Regions from separate parts of the Mus musculus genome. Here all the other regions are linked to region 3. The links are chromatin loops, found by intact Hi-C in ENCODE. Cell type or tissue: heart. All regions are shown on one strand. Region 1 has its middle 8.9 kb from the start of n-TRtct5. Region 2 has its middle 33 kb from the start of Pigm. Region 3 holds the start of Dusp23 (dual specificity phosphatase 23). Region 4 overlaps Cfap45 (cilia and flagella associated protein 45).

What was found. A loop is a pair of places that touch in the nucleus more often than their neighbours do. Peaks named below come from ENCODE experiments on the same cell type or tissue, not always from the same donor. Only the 100,000 strongest peaks of a DNase experiment are listed, where the experiment ranks them.
Region 1: a loop joins it to region 3, with 2.5 times the contacts of the local background. A loop is called at or near these places in 21 of 42 quality-filtered maps.
Region 2: a loop joins it to region 3, with 10 times the contacts of the local background. A loop is called at or near these places in 35 of 42 quality-filtered maps.
Region 4: it touches region 3 in a loop (9-fold over the local background); 29 of 42 quality-filtered maps call a loop at or near these places.

The regions. Positions count from the first base shown.
Region 1 is chr1:173,396,742-173,401,741 of GRCm38, forward strand. It overlaps a transcript of Aim2 not described here. Among named protein-coding and RNA genes, the nearest start is that of n-TRtct5, 8.9 kb to the left of the region's middle. In heart, a CTCF peak has its summit at 2,089 (motif pointing left); no DNase peak of the experiment used is centred here.
Region 2 is chr1:172,406,872-172,411,871 of GRCm38, forward strand. No RefSeq gene overlaps it. Among named protein-coding and RNA genes, the nearest start is that of Pigm, 33 kb to the left of the region's middle. In heart, a CTCF peak has its summit at 4,134 (motif pointing right); no DNase peak of the experiment used is centred here; H3K27me3 peaks cover 1,118 bases.
Region 3 is chr1:172,631,125-172,636,124 of GRCm38, forward strand. Dusp23 (dual specificity phosphatase 23) reads right to left here and starts at 1,850. Exons shown (of 2, transcript NM_026725.2): 1 at 1,492-1,850; 2 at 1-702. The coding sequence starts at 1,758. The coding sequence ends at 517. Gm35601 (a long non-coding RNA gene) reads left to right here and starts at 1,856. Exons shown (of 5, transcript XR_001779542.2): 1 at 1,856-2,017. In heart, no CTCF peak of the experiment used is centred here; DNase peaks (open chromatin) are centred at 1,487 and 1,937; H3K4me3 peaks cover 1,955 bases; H3K27ac peaks cover 1,768 bases.
Region 4 is chr1:172,526,868-172,531,867 of GRCm38, forward strand. Cfap45 (cilia and flagella associated protein 45) reads left to right here. Exons shown (of 12, transcript NM_027972.1): 2 at 923-1,048; 3 at 2,943-3,085. Among named protein-coding and RNA genes, the nearest start is that of Cfap45, 8.2 kb to the left of the region's middle. In heart, no CTCF peak of the experiment used is centred here; DNase peaks (open chromatin) are centred at 764, 2,044, 3,814 and 4,094; H3K4me3 peaks cover 424 bases; H3K27ac peaks cover 1,848 bases; H3K27me3 peaks cover 1,654 bases.

The DNA of each region.
Region 1 (5,000 bases), 770 kb after region 3:
TGATAAGCAGAAAGTAACCAGGCTAACAACAAAGAAATGGACTTTCTAGGCAGAGAAATAGCACATGCTAAGTAAGGTCTTAAGGTAGGAGGGAAAAATGTCCCGTATAAAGGACTAAAAAACAGTTTTATTTGACTGTAAGGCATACGGGAGATTTGATACGAAGCTGGGGCGGGGTTGGGGGGGAGCAATAGGAAGACTCTAGAGGGTCCTGTGATCCCTGGAAGACATTTTACCATTTAATCTTTAAAAGGTGTGTGGGGAGGGGGTTTGGGGAGAAGAGAGGACTGCAGATACTAAAGTTAGAGAATAGCAGGAACAGCTTTGTGTTTTGGAACTAATTCCCCAGCTGTTACTGAAAGAACAGGGCAAAAGGACATCAAGAGAGATGCTGGAACGCAATATATGATCCCATCTGAAGCCGCAAAAGCAACGTTCAATTGGAGAGAGTTAACTAATGGTGGATACAAAGAGATGCAAGAGTATTTTTGAAGTAGGATTGTAGGAGTTGTTAATGCTTCGGAAACTGTAGGAAAGGGGCAGGATTGACAAGAAGCGCTCCAGTTTTATAATCTGTGTACCACTTTATAGTCTAACAAACAAGGGACTAAGGAGATCGGAGGGAGGAAAAGATCAGTTTAATTCAGAGCTTTAGTTTCTGAGGAATTTTTTTGAGATAGTTAAGGGGGGGCACGTCACATTTCTTCACGGAGAAAGAACTTAAGCATGAACCAAGAAGCTGCATCTTGGAATGACAGAACGGAGGGGAGTTAGAGCAAGATTGGAGAGGGAAAGAGACAATGGGGAAACAGAATACCACAGCTCCCATCACAGCAGAGGGAATGGTTCACAGCATGACATGGCTGAGTGTCACATGCTACTGAGAAGTCAACCAAATGATAATGAAAACATGTCTGTCAAAGTGACTCAGAGGTCCGCGATGATATTGTGGAGCAGGAGGTAAAAAGAAAAAAAAATGAGATTTGAAGCGAGATTGGAGGAAGTGGAGGGGAAGAGATTGAGCGCAGGCAGGCGTGCAGTGAGCTCTGGAAAGTCAGACGCCTAGAAGTTGGGAGTGTTGAGCTGGAAGAAGGCCGGGAGTCTGAGAAGGCTTGTTTCTGACTGCGTGTTGTGGAACTTTGTCCTTAATAAAGAGAACTAGCTAGAAAAGTATTATGAAATACCACTCTCTACCTATCCCTCAATTGATTTCCCTGAATCTTTTATGTGCTGTTACTGTGCTGGGGTTTGAACCCATGCCCAGTATGGTAGGCAAGCACTCTGACCCTGAACCCCATCTCCAGCTCATTACTGATGAGGTTCAGCAACGATATGTTCATGGCTGAACTTGTTATATATACAGGCCCACCTGCTTCATTTGTATTTTAGTGAGCAGGACGTGCATGTATCATATACCCTAAGCCTCATAACTAAAATCATTGAGAGGTAGAGTTTGAGTGTTCAAGAGTGTGATGTTAAACAGCATACGGCAGCTCAGGTTTCTGAGAAGGCAGGAGAAGCATCAGTCAGAGGAGTACCAGTAAAACCGTGACTTTGGGTAACCGGAGGGCCAGCTCCTTGGCCTCTTGCTGGGAGGAGAATGGGGGCATATAGATTTGCACAAGAAGAAAGAAGACTTCATTTAATGGTGGCTGTGGCAGTGTGGTAGCTCCTATGCCTCCTGTTAGTAAGTGAGAAGGTCATGTGTTTTCAATGTTTGAAGAAAGCACAGAAATGTAGACTGTTATATGGAGTGCGAGATTAATACGAATGAGTAGTAGAATATTTACTAGGCAGTATGAAGGGTCCATTAGAGGATAGATTGGCTATTAGAAACACATTCAGTTTACATGCCTGTGCAGGTATATTATCATGTCCAGACTGTTTCACTGTAGAAATGTGTGTGTGTGTGTGTGTGTGTGTGTGTGTGTGTGTGTGTGTGTGTGTGTGTGTTACAGAGGGTGTAGACTCCATATTTGAAGTGTCACAAAAGGAACTGATTTTATTACCTAAAATATGGTAGGGCTGAGGACAGTTCCTCATTCATTGGTTCAGAGCGCCACCTGCTGGAATCCTTGGTAATGTTTACCTTCCCAAACAAAATCTGAAATTTACATTAGAAAAGTCAATGCTTTTGCCTCTAGTGCTTTCTTCTGTGGATTCTGACTTTCAGTTTCTTTTAGGTACCCTTTTTTATTCTTTTGTATTTGTGGATTAAATGTGTTCTTTTCTGACTTGATCTTGGTCTTTAGTGCAAAAACTGTATCTTGTTTAAATGCATTGCTGTCTATAAACCTCATTTCTGCCTTGTAAAAGGAGAGGATAAAATGGAAAAATACCTGAAATGGAGAGCATAGGAAGGATATTGGTGGCTACACCTTTATAAGTCACAGATAATGCAAAATCCACCTTTGTAAATACTAATTGATGTCATTAAGCAATTTCTTGAATTTACATGTTTTTGAGTACCTGTTTCCACCCCATTTGAGCACACTAAATGCACATCTGTCAATCCCCTGTCTAAGTTGGTTCTTAAATAAAATAGCTTGCTGTGTATGATTTGATTTGATTTGATTTGATTTGATTTGATTTGATTTGATTTGATTTGATTTTATTAAGACAGAGCTTTTCTGTGTAGAATAGTCTTGCTTTGAATTCATGGACATCATCATACCTCAGCTTGCTGATTGCTGGGATGACAGGCATGTGCCACTGCACCTGGTATATAATTTAAAAAATGTTTTATTTCAGGTTGCAATACATTTTTAATAATCTTTGAAATTAAAATATAATGACATCATTTCCCCTACCCTTTCCTCCCTCACTTCTTTTGCTCTCCCTCAAATTTAAATTTATGGCCTCCTTTTATTTAATACATAGAACAACACAGTGAAGTTTATATATATAACAGTCCACAAAATATATATGTTGGTATATGTGTGTGTACATTATGCATACACACACACACATATATGTGTATATATATATATATATATATACACACACATTATATATGTAACTTTTATGTATATAATTTCAGGATTGATCACTTGCTATTAAGATACCAAGAGTATTTCTAGGGAAGACTATTTCTCCCACTCTCAGAATTCCTTAGTCACCTGTAATTTTTATCTAGGTTTGAGGCCTCAGGAAGTTTGCTGTAATTCTGTGTCTCCTAGAAATGTCAGAGACCTTGCATCCATGGCTCATCTCACCAACATGGCTGCCTAAACAAGACCTGAAGAACATCACCAATAGGCATGCTAACATGGAAGTGGGAAACCTTAGAAGGTATCAACCCTAGAAAGCCGTCAATCTTAACCTGAGTCCACTGTTAAAAACCTTTCTCTCACATCTTTAGGTCATGTAACTGAAGTGTGTTCAATTTCTAATTTTCATTAAGTCACTCATTCCTTCAATGTTTTTTTCAGCCAATGAGAGATCAGACATAGCTTATTCTAATTATTTTCTTTCCTATAGTTCAGTCAATAACTCTAATGATCACTGTAAATATACAAATTCAGGCAAATCCATGATTTAGAGTATTGCCAGTATAAAATATTCTGAATAATGCTACAAGGGAAAAGTGTGACCATTTACTTAACCAGTATTTGTGAAGTACCTGAGTTGGGTCAGAGTCTGAGAGGCACTAGGGTAAGGTAGGCATGAAGCAAGCATGACCCTGGACCTGACTGAGTTGATGTAGTATGGAAGACAGGTATCATTCAGTCACCCCAGGGCATGATGGGGAATATATTATACTGGAAGTGGAGAGAACTTTCTAGAAGTGACAGGAACTTAGAACCAGGCACTGAGAGAGAAGCTTAATGTTAATAGACAGATTGGGATAGGGACAAGGGCTGACAAGCTCTTTTAATGGGTTTGTTTTAAACCCCAGGGCACATACTAGCAACTAAAAGTATATTATGTGTCTGTATGTGTGTGTGTGTGTGTGTGTGTGTGTGTGTGTGTGTGTGTGTGTGTGTGTGTGTGTGCATGGGTGTGTGTGCACATGCACGTGTGTGCACGCATGCGGATGTGTGCATAGCTGCCTTCCTCCCTGTCTCTGCGTCTCAGTGTCTGTGTGTACATGTATATTCACATGCAGCAGGGAAAGTGACTAATGCTCAGATTTATAGTTCAGAAAGATTCCTCAGGCTGGATTGTGGAGAATGGCTGAAGGGAAGACAGGTTTTGAGGATCATTTTAAAGATAATGAATTATCAGATATGGAGTTGGGCAGGGGAGAGGAGAAGTGAGTCTGAAAGGCATTTCAGATGTTGATTGGATAAGACTTGGTTGAAATAGACTACCGGAGGAGGAAAGCCTGAGTGGGTAAGATTTCTAGCTTCTTGACTTGAGCAAATGGGAAGTACGGAGTATTGTGAGAAAAGGGGGCTTCGTCGTGGTGTCTAGTGAAGAAGGCCACCCCCATCATAACAACACTGAATCTGAGGTGTCTAAGAGGTGCAAGCAGATATACCTGGAAACCAACTGGGTAAATGGGGCTTCAACTCTAAAGGGAAATCTAAGGCAGAGATCCTGGTAGAAAACAGTCAAATGGCCGAGAGCAGATCGATGTTTTAAAAGTGGTCAAAAAATATTTGGAGTGAGGAAGAAAGACTGTCTCAGAAGGAGAACAAGGAATGCCTCATTTTAAAAACTGTTCAAATAGAAGTCAAGAAATGACACTGGCTGGAGATGCTGGGGAAACTAGAAGGTCTGCTGTCAGACCTGGGAAGCAAAGCCGGCAGGTCCTGTGAGACCGCTCCATGCAGAGAGGAAGTTGGAGCTTGGAAGAAAAAAGGAGGCATGCGCGCGCGTTGTCAGGCCTTCTGTAATGTAAGGGATGGAGAGTTGAGAACTGGTAGGGGAAGTTTCCTTTTCCCTTTTGGAACAGAGAGGAGAAGAGGAAGTTGAACCCCTACCAGAACATTAGTTGACAGGCAAGGTGTAGGCTCCCCAACTTGATGTGTCCTGCTTCCCCCTTGAACAAGGGG
Region 2 (5,000 bases), 220 kb before region 3:
AGTCCTGAGTTGTTTCTGCTTCAATGTCACCTAAGGATTTGTAGTCAGACTGTGGTGGGTTTGCCTCATCGCTGCATATACAATATTTTATTGCCTTAAAGGGTCTGACAAATTAGGGATAGCATTCTTTTTGGAAGACTTCTGGTTCAGTTCTCCTCTGTGGGCCTTGAAGGGCCTGTATTAGTCACTCAGCAAGCAGTTAAGGTTTTCTCCTTCCCTCCTGGGAAACAAAAGTGATTAGGAAATTGTGACTTTGCTATTGTTCTCAAGAAAATTGCATTAAAATTTACAGGTACCTTTCCAAAAGAAGACAAATTATACACATTACAAGAAGGGAAGAAAAGACTTGGTGATTATGTCATTCCTCTGAGAGCAGCTCATTGTTTTGCTTGCTACAGAATGTATCCATCGGAGCAGACCTGTCCTTCTGTGGGTCTGTGATGCTGGTAAAGTCTGACCGGGAGAACCAACCTACTGGCCCCATTTCTGGGAAGATAATTGAAAAGTTAGGACACCACCCCCCCCCCTTGAGAATTGTCTGTGCCCTTGGAGTACGGGTCTTCCTCCTTGATTGGAGACACTGGGGGGGGGGAGGGTGCGGGGGGGGGGTGTCCGTGGCAGTGCTCTTAGGTTAATCAGATATTTGAGAAAAAAACTTTATTTTCAGCCAGGACCTGCAAACCACATATCCTGTCTAGTGTTTCTTGAACTATCTAGGATAGGGAAGAACAGGAGAGGTATCGTCACTCTGGTTCTGTGCCTGTTAGAATGTGGCACCTGCCAGCACGTTCTTTCTAACACCACCCAAGTGGGCCCAACCTGAGAAAGAAAACGAGCTGATTGGTGAAGTTACAATGCATACTAACTATTCCCTTTGGTTGTAATAGGGCACAATGGGCAGATGCTAAGAGACAGGGACGTGAAAGCTGTTGACTGACTCTGTGTCCTTGCATACCACGCTAGGCAACAGCCAAGTTGCTCCTCTGCGGTTCCTAGATTTGTGCAGGAGGAGGCTTCTCTGGCTTGTCTGAATGGTCAGGGAGCCTGCAGCTGGAGTCAGGACATAACTGTAACTTCATGGTTTATTTAATAAGTGTGTTTCAGTCTCTTCTTCTGGAAAAGGGGAACAAAATGGGGGCACTTTCTGGCAATGCTGTGAATAATAAATAAGCTGTAGTTGTTAGAAAAACCTCAAGATCAGAGAAAATGATTAATAGTAATTAGTTGGAATATGATTGTTGCCTTACTTGAATATTTGAAAAAATAAATTCCTTCCCAATCTCCAGTAGAAATATTTTTTAGAAATCAAACAAGTTGGTCTTTTAAGAGAAACTGAACTATCGTGGGACACTTGCTGCTATTTTATATGTATGCCCTTGATGATAAAGAGTGGATATTTGTATTAGGACACCTGAATCTTATATACTTTGCTTAACGCAATAGATAATGCCCACAAATCTCTTAATCGCTTCAGTTCCCACGAGAAGAAACACAGCTACACGGTGATGGCCTCCGAGCTCAGCTCTGTCTCGAGTTCTCCCCCCAGAGACTCCTGAAACACTAGTTTTATAGCAAAGATGCCTTCCAGCTAGATTGGCTATAAAAAGATCTCTTTCTCTCTCTCTCCCTCCCTCCCAATCTCTCTCTCTCTTCCCCCATTGACTTTTGTTATAAAATCAGAGATAATATCTCATGGGGGGGTCCTCCAATTGATGGACCAGATTGTTAAAGACCGGGAAGATGACGCACTTGCCTTATCCTGCAGCCAACATCTGAGTTCTTCGCTGGGACTCCTGTTTTTATAGCTCATAAAGATTTAGTGTGGAGCCTTAAAAAGTTGTAGGTGCAGTAAATGTTGATATGGGCTGACCATAACTACACACTCTACACACACACACACACACACACACACACACACACACACATGCATAGATGAAATTTATTGAAGCGTTGTGGAAGTCTTTGCGAAAAGAACTTCATTCAAAAACTTGTATATGTGAAAGGGATAAGACTTGCCTGAATTTGGGTCTGAAGAGGAAGTCACACCACGGGCTAACCTTTTGTAAAGGGGTCTGGCAGTGAGCTTAGTGTTTTGAAGAACATAACTGAAAAAAGCCTCGAGACAAGGTACTTAAGATGGAACGACCTACCCAAATCTGTACAGCTAATTATGGAAACCCAGGACCAGGACTCAGTACTTTGGCTGTGCTGGGAGATATTAAAGCTACTTTTCTGTTTTCTCTTCAGGAAAAGAATTTGTTACTCCGGAGATCATATTATTTAGTCCCAACCTGCTCCTTTTAGTTCCAACCCAAGATGGCTGCAATACTACAAACATACCAGTAGGTGATGCTACAGGCTACGATATTGTATGTCTGTCCCGAGCTGACTTTTACTTGGAATTTCATCATTTGGGCGTCTGAAGACTCCTTAGAATTCCTGCAAATATTTGGGGGAATCCAAAAGAAATATGAAAATTAAAAACAAAACTATACTATAACAGTGATCGAAAATTTAAAAGGTTATATGACTAGTAATACATACAAATCTTAGTTGAAATCAGTTTTTAACAGGTAAAAAAGGGGGGTTATTTTACGCTAAGCTCCCCAGATAGAAGCAGAGTTTCGCTGTTCCAAGTGGCTCACATCTTCATTTTGTTCAGCAAAGCCTTCCACTGTGTCAGAGACAGAACTCTGAGGAATTAGAGAACGAAGTGAGATCCAGAGCACATTGCCTAGCTGTGCTATCCTGGACTGGTTCTTTAACCTCCTCTGGCTTTGACCTAATAACACGATTACACCCTGCTGTGAGAATGAATGAGATGACGTGTGAAAACAAAGATTAGCTGTCACCATTAACTACCTTTCTTTCTTTCTTTCTTTCTTCCTTCCTTTCTTTCTTTCTTTCTTTCTTTCTTTCTTTCTTTTTTCCTTCCTTCCTTCCTTCCTTCCTTCCTTCCTCCCTCCCTCCCTCCCCCCTCCCTCCCTCCCCCCTCCCTCCCTCCCTCCCCCCTCCCCCCTTCCCTCCCTCCCTCCCTCCCTCCCCCTTCCCTCCCTTCTTTCTTTGTTCTTTCTTTCTTTCTTTCTTTCTTTCTTTCTTTCTTTCTTTCTTTCTTTCTTTCTTTCTTTCTCAGTTAGAAACCTTTGAAAAATACTGACGACTTTAAGTTTTTCTCTTTAAAAACCTGGGAACTGGGCGGGGGGTGGGACTTAAGAGGCTGTGTGGTTGGGTTCTCAAATCAGGTTTCACAATTTCATGATACAATACAATTATTTATGTAAAACCGGACACTCCACTCCTAATCTCCTACAGGTGCACCTTGCCCCCCTCCACTTAGGGGGAACCTGATATTTCTTCTTTGGGTTTAAGAAACTCTCGGAATGCAAAGCCATCCTTTTTATCATTTATCGTGCAAAACATTCCGCTTTAGTTTTAAATGTAGTATTCGTTTGTTCTATTTATAAAAGTAATCCAGAACAAATTTGTTAAATTCTACCAAGTGATGTGCTTATGCAAGGATTCTATTAACACGGCCAAAGAAGTTTAATCAGTAAATACAGATGTTTTCCTAACTTTCCAGCCAGTGAGCCAAGGCTTTGATTTACCTGATCCAATGCTTAGAAAAAAATATTTTGGTTAGAAAAGTTCCAGTTTATTAAATAGCCGAGCAGGCTACTGAGCCCTGGCTTCCAAGAAGTAGCAGTGTTTGGTGTGAGACCTTATGGTACTGACTGCTTTGATGAATTAGACGGGTCTCTCAGTTTTGTGGGCCCACCCTCATTTAGTTTTATCTCTCTAATGATAAAAAAAAAAGTCTACCATGTAGATATGTAACCCTAGCTTATTTTGAATTCATGGTTCCCTTGCCTCAGCCTCTCAAAGTGATGGGATTAGGTCATGCAATTTCACAGTGATAGAATTCCATCCCAATGCCATAAACTCTAATCACAGGAGAATATATAGATTCTGGAAACAACAAGCCAAGGGTAAGTTAGTTGATTGGATCTTTGATTTTCTGGCTATTTTGAAGATTTCCATACAGAGAGGCTATCAAGAACCACGGGCCCCAACACTTTTTTACAAAGTGACCAAGACTTCCCTGTGGTCCTAGAGACCGCTATTGCTGCTTCTACCGGCAGGGGGTGCAGCAAGTGTTTCCCTTTCAAGATACAAGGGCCACATTGATTAACATGTGGTCTAGGGACCAAAGACTTTCTAGGGGAATCATGAAATAATTTTAAGTAAAAATAAGTGTAATAACGAATATGCAACCAGGATTTCAGCCTAGATTACATTTGCTTTTATATGAACACATAACTGAATTAGAATAATAGTTTTTGCTAAAGGAGGAAGGAAAACACAAATAACCAAAGTGTCTCCGGCCCATGAGCAGAATAACTAACCCCAAATTGTACCTCCAAACTCAGAGTTCTAAATTTACTGTAAAAGGCAGGGGAAGCAGAGACTGTGGGAGGGGGGAAATTCCCACCTTCTCCTGAGGCTGACACTCTTCTATATGCTGGGCTCTGGAAGGCTGTAGGGAGGAAGCCTGGACCATCCACATAGTTTTGAGTTGTTTGGCCCAAACTGATAGGTCAAATAAAGATATTTCTGACCTTACGGCTATCTAACTCTTCATCTCTAACTCCTTCCTGAAGCAGAAATAGGCTCTAAAACAAAACAAGTCTGGGCTAGACAATGCATGGTCAAGAAACTGGATGCCTCCTCCCCATCCAGGCTTCAGGCAACCCTACTTCAGGCAAACTATAGATGAGTCAAACTATAGATGAGTCAGTTTCCCCCTCCTCAGGGAGTTACTCAGGAGGTCTCAGAGATTTCTCTGAAGGACACACGAACCGACAAGAGCCCCACCTTCTGCATGAGTAGCAGACCTTGCTGGTTGGCTGAGGACTGAGGGAGAAAGTTCCAGACATCGTGGTCTAATGCCTCAAACCCTGCTCTGGCTGCCAGCGGGGAGTACCTGTTGATGTGTTTATAAA
Region 3 (5,000 bases):
TGGTGTAGGAGTGCAGCGGCCTGAGGCTGCTTGGAGGCCATGTGGCCAGGGACATGGGTCTCCTTCACTGACCAGTTCTCCTCTATCACATGTCAGGGAACAGCACTTAGAATCCCATCATCCTCAGGATGACAAAGGTGTGTGCTGGAGTCCTGGCCTATCCTTCTGTTTCCCAGAACTGTGACCGGAGGCCTTTCTGAACTCTAGACACCTCATCCAAAGAACAGAAGTGGTTTTTTTTTTTTTTTTTTTGTTTTTTTTTTTTTTGTCTTTTCAACCACCCAGATGTATTGGGAGTGCTGTGTACATGCTATGCAGCGGTGATGAGTTCTTATCAGTTATTACCTCATTTTTGTGGGGTCTCGGCCATCCTGCCGGCCACGTTATGGCTTTGGGGAAGGACTACTTTTGTCCAATAGGAGTCAGAGGGACCTGAAGGATGCAGTACTTTAGTTCACTCCCCTTCCTCCCTGGCCGCAGGAGTTGGGGAGGGGGAAAGGCGGGCTGTTGAAGTCCTCATTTTGTTCGCTGGTAGAACTGGAAGACGGCCTTCTCCTGTTCATACGTCTCAATGGATCCTGGTCGCAGGCGCCGGATCTCAGCAATGGCATCTCCTGCGGCCAAAGCCCGCTCCTTCACCAAGTAGCAGGCTAGCATGGTGCCAGTGCGGCCAAAGCCTAGGGCACAGTGCACTCCAACAGCCTGTGAAGTGGAGACTGATGGAGTAGAGTCCAATGCCCTCCCCAATACTCCCCTGTCCTCACCCCACACATCACAGGCTCTCCAAGAAGTGACATCAAAGCTGTGGGAGGACAGGTGACTAGGAGGCCTCTGGAATGGCTGGTTCCAACTTGGGCTCTCAGCCTACATCGCCTGGCCTCTATCCTGTGCTGTCTTGTATAGTACATCCAGCCACTTGTGGTGCTATTTTTCCTGAAATGTGTCAGTCCAAACTGAGCTGAGGTGCAAAATACTTACCAGGCCCTGAAGATGCGGCATGAAAAAGACTGGACATGCCTCATTAATAATTTGTTTCATATTGATTCTATGTTGAAATAATATTTTTGACTTATTGGATTAGTACAAAATTAACTTCACCTGCTTCTTTTTCATCTTTTTCGTTTTTTGTTTTTGTTTTTTTTTTAAAACGTAGCTGCTAGTAAAATTTAAAATTACAAGTGTGTCTCTATGACATTTGGACCTCTAGTAAAAGGGCTTTGAACTGATTCCGTCTGACATAGGCGCTCCCTGGACTCCTGGAAGGATTTCACTTGACAGTACTCTCTCTCCAGCCTACTTGGCACCACCTCTCCTAGCAGCATAGTTGACTTTAGTCAGGGAGTGGGTCCATCTAGCTCCCACCCCACTTAGCCCTGTCACCCCCGCCCCCAACCCCAGGCTCTCCCACTCTTTTCGGACTCCAGCTCCGGCCCCGCCCACTCATTTCCTTCCAGGCCCCGCCCTCTCGCTCTGGCTCACGAGCGTGCTGACCTCTCCCCGGGCATTGGCCTCGTCCACGATCTTCACAAATTGGTCGATCTGTTCCGGGGACGGCGGGCAAAAGTCAGGGATGCGCATTCGGTGCAGCGTGAGGCCGGGACAGCTGTCACTGTGAGGGGGTCCGCGCTCCGTCAGGGACACCAGGTGCCGCACACCCTGGTCCAGCAGGAACTGGTAGTGCGCGGGCAGCCGGGGCAACGCCAGTCCGGCCAGCCGTCCCGGAAGCACCCAGGAGAAGTTGGGGGGTTGCACGCCCATCGTGGGGGGAGTTTACTCAGGGCGAGGCTGGCCTTTCCTACTCTGCCGGGAGATTGGGTCACCCCCCCTCTGGGGCTGGATTCCGTCCCCGCTCAGCACTTGCCCTAGCGGGCCACGTAGTCTCTTGGACCCTCCCCCGTGACGCTCCTCCCCACCCAGGGTTGGCTGAACAGCGGGGGCGGGGCTAAGACGGCTCCAAGGCAGGCAGAGAAACCCTACAGCCCAACGGACGCGAGCAGGGCACTCGTTGATAGGCTGGGTAATCAACAACAAGCGTGATTATTGCAGCGGGGAGTGAAGGCACTAAGGAAGCCTGGAACCAATTAATTGCTCCTGTAGAGAAAACAGCCCAGGGCTGGGCTCTGCTGCTCCCTGGTGGTGCGTTGGAGCTACTGCATCGTGGGCCAGCCGCCTAACGGCCTGGTCTCTTCATAGTTTTTATACAAGGGGTTTAAATAGTGATAGAAAAATCTACTTCTGCCTGGGCGCGGGTGTGAGTAGGTAATCTCTTCAATGACCAAGCAGTCATGGTTGCTGTCTTCTTGAGTTCTTGAAGTAAGAGGGAACTACTATGTCCCAGACAATAGAAAGTTTTATTTTTCTACTGCCGACAGTAGTTAAAGGATGGGGGGTGGGGAAATATGTGGCACTGGAAATGGTACTCAGGGTAATATAGTAACCACTATCAACAACATAAGGGTTAACAACATTTAAGCTTTTGCTTTGTGTTAGGTACTTGTGCAAATACTTTTTATATATGTTAATTAATCGCCATAAGGTAGGTGATCACAGTAACCCCATTTTAGAGATGAGAAAACTGAGGCACCGAGGAAGCTAAGGAAGATACCATTCTCCAGAATCTCTCTCTCTTTTAAAAAAATGTTTATCTTATGTATATGAGTGCCCTGTAGCTGTCTTTAGACACACCAGAAGAGGGCATCGGATCCCATTACAGCTGGTTGTGAGCCAACTTGTAGTTGCTCAAATTTGAACTCAGGACCTCCGGAAGAGCAGTCAGTACTCTTAACTGCTGAGCCATCTCTCCAGCTCCGAAATCTTGTTTTAAAAATTATTATTATTTTTATTTTATGTACATTGGTGTTTTGCTTGCATGTGTATCTGTGTGAAGGTGTCAGGACTCCCGGAGCTGGAGTTACAGACAGCTGTGAGCTGCCGTGTAGGTGCTGGGGATGGAACCTCTGGAAGAGCAGCCAGTGCTCTTAACTGCTGAGCCATTGTTCTGTCCCCCTCTCCAGAATCTTTTAATGGCACACTTTCCTACAGTCATCCAGGAAATGACAGTGTTACACAGCCATCTTCACATTCTTCCAAACATTTTGTGTTTAAAACCCTGGGTATTTTCTTAACCGGGGGCCTAGGGACATACTGACCTAAGCCCACAAGACCTGGGTATGAAGACATCCTACCCTCCCTTGGTTGCTGGTCATTAGGGTGAAAATCTGGGCCTTGGGAGCCATAACAAGCCAAGATGGGCTACTTGTCTCTTCAATGGGCCAATTAAATAAACCTGCTAGTGAAAGCGGGAGGTGGTTTATTCAGTGTGCTACATTAGTGAGAGAAACAAGGAGGTCCAGTCCCTACCACCCAAGTCTATCTTTAGGGTCCTGGTATGAGGATTAGGCTTAGGTAGAAGGTAAGAGTTATGTATAACTGAGTGTTCCTGGTCAAGGTGTGGTTCTCCATGCCCCCCTTCACCCTAGCCTCTGCTTTCGTCTCTCATACAAGGAGACAAGTTCCCCATCTCTCAAACACCAGGCTCCCAGTCTTTCCCTTCTCCTGCGTGAGGCTCTCGGGGGAAATTCCAGGATCGTGGAGTCCATTGTTTCAGCAACCGGGCAGCGGGAGGGCTGTCCACGGCATCAGCAAAATGGAAGGATTTCTCCTTTCCGAGGTGGATTGCCTGCTCTGGCTCAGTGGGAACGAACCTTGACGGCAGACAGCTGTGTCTGGAAGTAACATTTCCAGGAACTGTCCGTGTGGGCAGATCACTTCTTGGGTTCTCTGCTTTCTCTGTCTACCTTCCACGTGTCAGGGAAGAACTTTCCACGTCTCTCCTCGCCCTTCCGTGCACGTCTCTTATCTCCTTCCTATCCAGCTCCAAGCCTGTCTTCTCCAGTGGGAGGCAGACTCTCTTCTCTAATGAGCCCCTAGGCTGCTCTCAGTGTGTCCTCTCTCCTGTGGGTCTCTGAGGCTGAAAGGTCGTCCATCATCCTCCCTCCTACGCAGGCTTGCCTGTGGAAAGGCCAGTTAGCTCCGAGTGAAGACTTGCTCTCCCTTGTCTGCTCATCCTTCATCTTCTAGAGAGAGAAGGGCTCAGGGTCCATGTCTGAGCTGTGTCCCATTGCAGGTGTCTCCTTTAATTTTCTGTCTCAGCTGAGGGTTTCTGTAAGAAAAGCCACTGCTGGGCTCCTGGCGAGGCTTCCTGCAACCTCGGCAGTCTCTTACACATTATCTACAGGATCTTTCTTGTCTGTTTAGGGCTATCTGGGCCTCAGGAGGGTTTAGGCTCTGTGTACTCTGATCTTCCCACTGTGGAAGTTGCTTTGTTGAGCCAGAGTTTCCTGTTTTTGTTGGAACTAAGACTGATTTGTTGAATCTTTTATTTTTACCAGCGTCTGGACATAGTGTTCAAAAGTGTTAAGTAAATGGACTGAAAAAATAAAGAGAATGCATTGGCAAGACGTACTTCAAGACACTGGGAGTCTCCAGGGTGTCTGTGGATTCTTCAGTTGCATGGGGACTGTGTTGAATATTATGTGTAACTTCTTTTAAAACTTCATTTTTTTACTGTAATTTAATTCACACACTAAAACACGAAACAAATACACACCCCAGTGAATTTTTACATGTGTGTACTCACACACAACCTCCAATTAAAATAGATAAGGAACATTATCCTAGACTGTTTATTTGTTGAATTTATGCTTTTATTTTTCTGAAAGGCTTAAATTACAAAAAAAACCCAGTTTCATACAGAGTATTGTAATTATATTTGTCCCTATGTTACCCTCACATCTCCCTCCTGCAGCCTCCCCCTTTCGTGTCTCTCCTTTTAAGGAAGTGATTCTGTCTAATTACTATTTTCATAAAGGGAGCAGGTTTCTTGGTCTTTATTGGGGACAATCTCTACTGCGTGCATCTGTATTGATAGATAGTATGTGCATATGTGTGTATGTGGGTATGTGTGTGGGACATGTTTTGGGGGAACAAGAAGATTTGGG
Region 4 (5,000 bases), 100 kb before region 3:
CTGGCTTTGCTTGCTGGTGACGTCCTTATCAGCACTGCCCCAGATGCGGCTGCTTCCGCTGCATCGGGTCAAAAAGGCTTTCCACGTTCAGGTTCAGTGTCTCATATCACTGGTTCCCCAGTCGCTGTAAAGTCAGGGGCATCTTATTGGCTCAGCTTAGATGCCCTGCTTGACTAAGAAGGCAAATACCTGATGTTTTCAGCTTTTGTCTTTGGGAATGAGCCTCATCTCCCACAGCCATTAGCTAGGGTAATTTGCCAAACATAGGAAACGATTGGCACGTCAAAAAGTATTCTATTTTGGTTAGCGCTGTCTGATTGATGGTAGCTGGTAATCATTGTTCATCCACTACTTACCATTTGCCAACCACCACACGCTGAGCTGTGGCCCAATGAGTTTTTACAGCTTTTATTTCCTTTAGACCCCAGCTGGCTCATGAAACAGGAATGGGGTTGGGTGGTTTGTCCTTAATGAAAGGGTCCTAGAGTTCAGGCTGAGAAGGCTGGTGGTGAAGAGGACCATGTGCATTCTTGGGAAATGAGGAGCAGTTGCCTCTCTAAAGCCATTCTTATGGGAGACTGTACCTGTGCAGGGACTAGGAACAGGAAGCCTCCCTCCTTCTTGTCACCATCTCCCCACACTCTCCATCTTTTTCATCTGTACCTTGTGACTGACTTGGCTTCATCAGCTCTTGAGATGGCACAGATGCCCTTCCGTAGACTTAGTGTGCTTTGGCAAGAGGTCTCCCCACGGGGGACGCTGTACCCTACATTTCAGGTCCTATGTGGACACGTTCGTTCTATAAGAGGTTTTGCTGTATGCTCGCCCTTCTAGCTGTCGGCATAGGCTAGAGACATGTTTGCTGCCTGTGGTCTGGATGCCACTGGGTACCGATGACCGGACTTTCTGTCTCTACCTGCAGCCACTAAGGCCAGGGGATGCCTCAAGCTCTGCTTCCACCGCTTCCAACCGGTCACGGACTAGGACTCGCTATCGAACCAAAGCCATGAACTCTGAGGTAGACGAGAGCCTCTTTGGAGGTGTCAAGGTAACTCACCATCAGTAGATTCCCCCAGCTCCCTGGTCGCTGCTGCCCCTTATTCAGCAGTGGCCTAGACCAGTGTTGCTTAGGGTGATGTTCGTATTAGTCATATCACTGAGATTTTTATGTCAAAGAAGAGATTCAGAGATCCTGGCTCTGACATCTAGTGTGTTCTAGGTAAACAGGGCACCTGGTTCCTCACCCCTAGAAATTCCCTCCCTTCTTTGACTTCCAGGGGTTCAGCTAAACCAATTGCTTAGCTTGGGGAGACGAGCAAGCCCCACCCAGACTAGGACAATGATGGTTCCTGGAGTGTGGAGAGGGAGGTACAGCGCTCCTTGGAACAGCTTTGGTGTCAGTGACAGTTGATGAAGAGGGAAAGAGTGAGACTTGGAGAGCTGGGCAGGGGAGAGATTGAGAGAGAGAGAGAGAGAGAGAGAGAGAGAGAGAGAGAGAGAGAGAGAGAGAGACAGAGAGAGAGAGAGACAGAGAGAGAGAGAGAGACAGAGAGAGACAGAGAGAGAGACAGAGAGAGAGAGAGAGAGAGAGAGAGAGAGAGAGAGAGAGAGAGAGAGGAGACATTGAGGAAGAAGGGCCACTCCTGGAAGCACAGGAGTGTAGGTGGATTGGGGAGTAGAGAGCTGATGTCAGCCCCTGCTCTTCATTGCTCTCCCTGTGAGTGGAAGAGGACTTTCTAGAGGGCCCCCTGAGAGGATTTTCCACTCTTCTGTGTCTTCCCCACTGGTAAAGGCAAGACTCGAAAGGGTGCAATTCTGTAATTACACTTACACTCTTTGTGAGGGGAACGGTCCTCATGGAATTTTCTGGTTAAAAGGAGGGTGGGGAATGGCCCAGAGCTCCAGGTTCTGCTTGTTCACTAATCCTATCTTGGCCCAAGTTCTTTGGCCTTCTGGGTAAATGAGAGTCCAGGAAGTTAGCGGTAGGGGGCAGAAGTGGCCCGCAGCATTGCTGAGTTGTGCCCTTCTAGAAGCAGAAACAAACACCAGGTGGCAGTAGCGCTCAGGGGACAGTGCATACAAAGTGACCCAGTCAAAGCTACCCCCTGGGCACCATGCAGGTGTCTGTTACTGCGTTTATGGCGCCTACATTTTCATGTGTTTAGAGACTGTATTTTCTTGCTAACCCTTCTGAGGTTAGACGAATCTGAAAAACACCACACATCTGATCTGTGTTCACATTGCCGAATCCTAACTGAGTGCCCTCCTTAATCATCATTTGTTCCCTAAGAGTCTTGCTGTGTGTCCCATGCTGGTTTCAGATTAGCTGTCCTTCCCCTGGCTCTTGATGGCTGGGATCAAAGGTGTTTGCCACAATGCTTGGCCCAACGATGTTAGATTTTTAAGGCAGTTCTTGTTAGGCCACTTAGCTATGTCCAACTCCCTTGATATAGCTTAAAACAAACAAATAAACAAACAAACCACTAATCATTAGAAAGGAATAAAAATCACTAATATTATATTGTAGATTTATCTGTAGCATGTTATATTGCTTCAAAGTCACAGCGTGGTCCAAGAATCTCACAAGACCCGAAATGTTCATGGAGAGATAACCTAGACACCAAATTTTAAAGTTTCAACCCGATTGGTTTAACAGAGGTCTAGATATACACCGTCAGCCCCTCTCCTCCCCACTCCTTGGCACAGTCTCCAGCATCCTTGGGAGGAACGCCTGCCCAAGAATAAAAGGTATTGGTGTCAGAAGGTCAGGCCAGTGCAGAACACACCCAAGCCATGTTTTGATGAAGATTTCGAGGATGCTTCCCTAATACCGTAGGTGCTCTTGTGTTCTGTAGCTGCATGGGGTGGAAGCCTCAAGGTCCGTATTGGGTCAGTGGCAAGTGGAGTGACCATCTTCTATGGATTTCTTTCTGACCTGATAGCCTTCATCCCAGGGCAAGAGCGACAGCCCTATCGTGGTGATCCATGATAAACACGCTATCCGGAAAACTCTCAGTGCTCTGGGCTTGGAGCACAAGACGGAGACGATCCAGCTCATCACTAGAGACATGGTCAGAGAACTCATGTGAGTCCCCGGGCACGGCTGCCACTGTGCAGGATGACTGGGCCACCAGGATGCTTCCGTCCAGACAGCCCAACTCCATCTGCATTCCTACCCATCCCTCCCTCTTTTCTTTTGTCTTGTTTGCCTGTATAGATTTTTCTTAAATTCTCTTTTGCTTAACGTACACAAAACTGGATTTCGTTGACATTTTATTACATCTATATACTTTATTCTTCTTTGTCCTTTCCTCTGAGACTTCCCTCTCCTCTTCTCGATGGTCCCTAACTCCTCCAAATAGTCCCTTTTTGCTGCCATGACACACATATTCCAATGTCTGCTATAGTTTCTGTCTCCTACTTTAAACCTCTTCTTCCCTCTAACAGTCCCCTCTCTCTCCCTCTCTCTGTGTGTGTCTCTGTCTGTCTGTCTCTTTCTCTCTCTCTCTCACACACCACACATTCTACATGTAAAAGAAAAAATCAATATGCCCATCTCGTTTCAGCATTTTCTCTCCTCCATCTTGGCCCTCCTCCTCTCCCTTTGGTAGTTAGCATGCCACTGCCCTTCATTCCAAAGCTTGCTGTAGGCTCTAAAAGTAAAGGGTAGAGGGGCAATCAATGCTTCTAAGCCCTCAGCACTGCTTGGGGGGTGGGGGAGAGAAGTGGACCAATGAGTCACTTCCTTTTGGGTACAAGGAGAATCCAAAGCAAAGGGAAACTGACCAGATGCCTAATTAGCACTCTGGCTCCTCCCCAGACTCGAGGCTATCAGAGGAAATTCATAGGGGCTCTCTGGGTTCCTTTGGGGTTAGCTCAGTTTTACTGCCCTACTGGAACAGTGCCATCAGGCTCCTCCTGCAGGGCACAGGCAGAGCTCAGCTAAGTGCCAGGAGCCAGTGCTGTGTTTGGTGGCTTAGCTCTTGTGTTTAGTGCTTCGAACTCTCAGACTGTCCTACCGCTCTGGCTCCACTGCTGAATGACGAGTGACGTCAGTTCACAGAATTTGAAGCCCTTGGCTCAGGGCTTAAGCTGAAGAGACGCAGCTGGATCCCCATGCAGGAGCTGGACTTGACGATAGTCTCTGTTTAGCCTAGGCCGACCAGCCTGAGCATCTGACAGCCAGATGTGGGCAGTGGCCTGAGGGGTCCTACTTCTTGACCTCCCTGCAGACAGGCTGGTCATGCTTCAGATCCACTGTCTTAGATTCAGGTTGCTCTTGGTCACTTCACAGCCTCCATTGTTTTGGGCCACACCACTTGGTGCATTCTAAGACCTTGCTAATAAGTGAACCTACTTCTAGGACAACCTCCTCCGCTCCCCCCCCCCCAGCTTTTATTAGATGAGATTTCACTTCCTGTCTCAGATCATCTGCGTCTTGTTGCCATGCACCTGTTAAACTGCCTCGCCCAGAAGCAGGCTTTATTCTCTCCTCTCAGCTGCTCCCTCCCCCACCCCTAATGTATGTCATTTGTTTCTAATCATTATAATTAGCTGTAGGTTTGTTGAATGCGTTGGGTAGCTACAGGAGAGCTCTAGAGACACATCTCCAGGAGCTGTCGATCAGAGTTTTTAATTAATATTTAGGGTTCAAAGCCTCTATCCAGGATGGATGGACAGGGATATTTCAATTTCCCACCAGCATCCACTTCAACCCTGCCAAGCATTGCCTTATACTTATACCTTATTCCAGCACCAGGAACAATCTGTTTTTTAAAGTCCGATTCAACAGCTTTGTGTGTGCTAAGTACCAGGTACTGGCTCAGAGATTAGGCTGCTGATGTAGTTAAGATAGAGTCCAATCCTGAAGAAGCTGAAACAGGCCTTGCACCATTGGTCCTGAAGTGGCCAGTAAGATGGAGTCAGAATGTGGTGGGGCTCAGAGGAAGCTTCTTGGAGCAGGGTGGACTTAAAGAAACACAAGGACAGGTCACCGACAG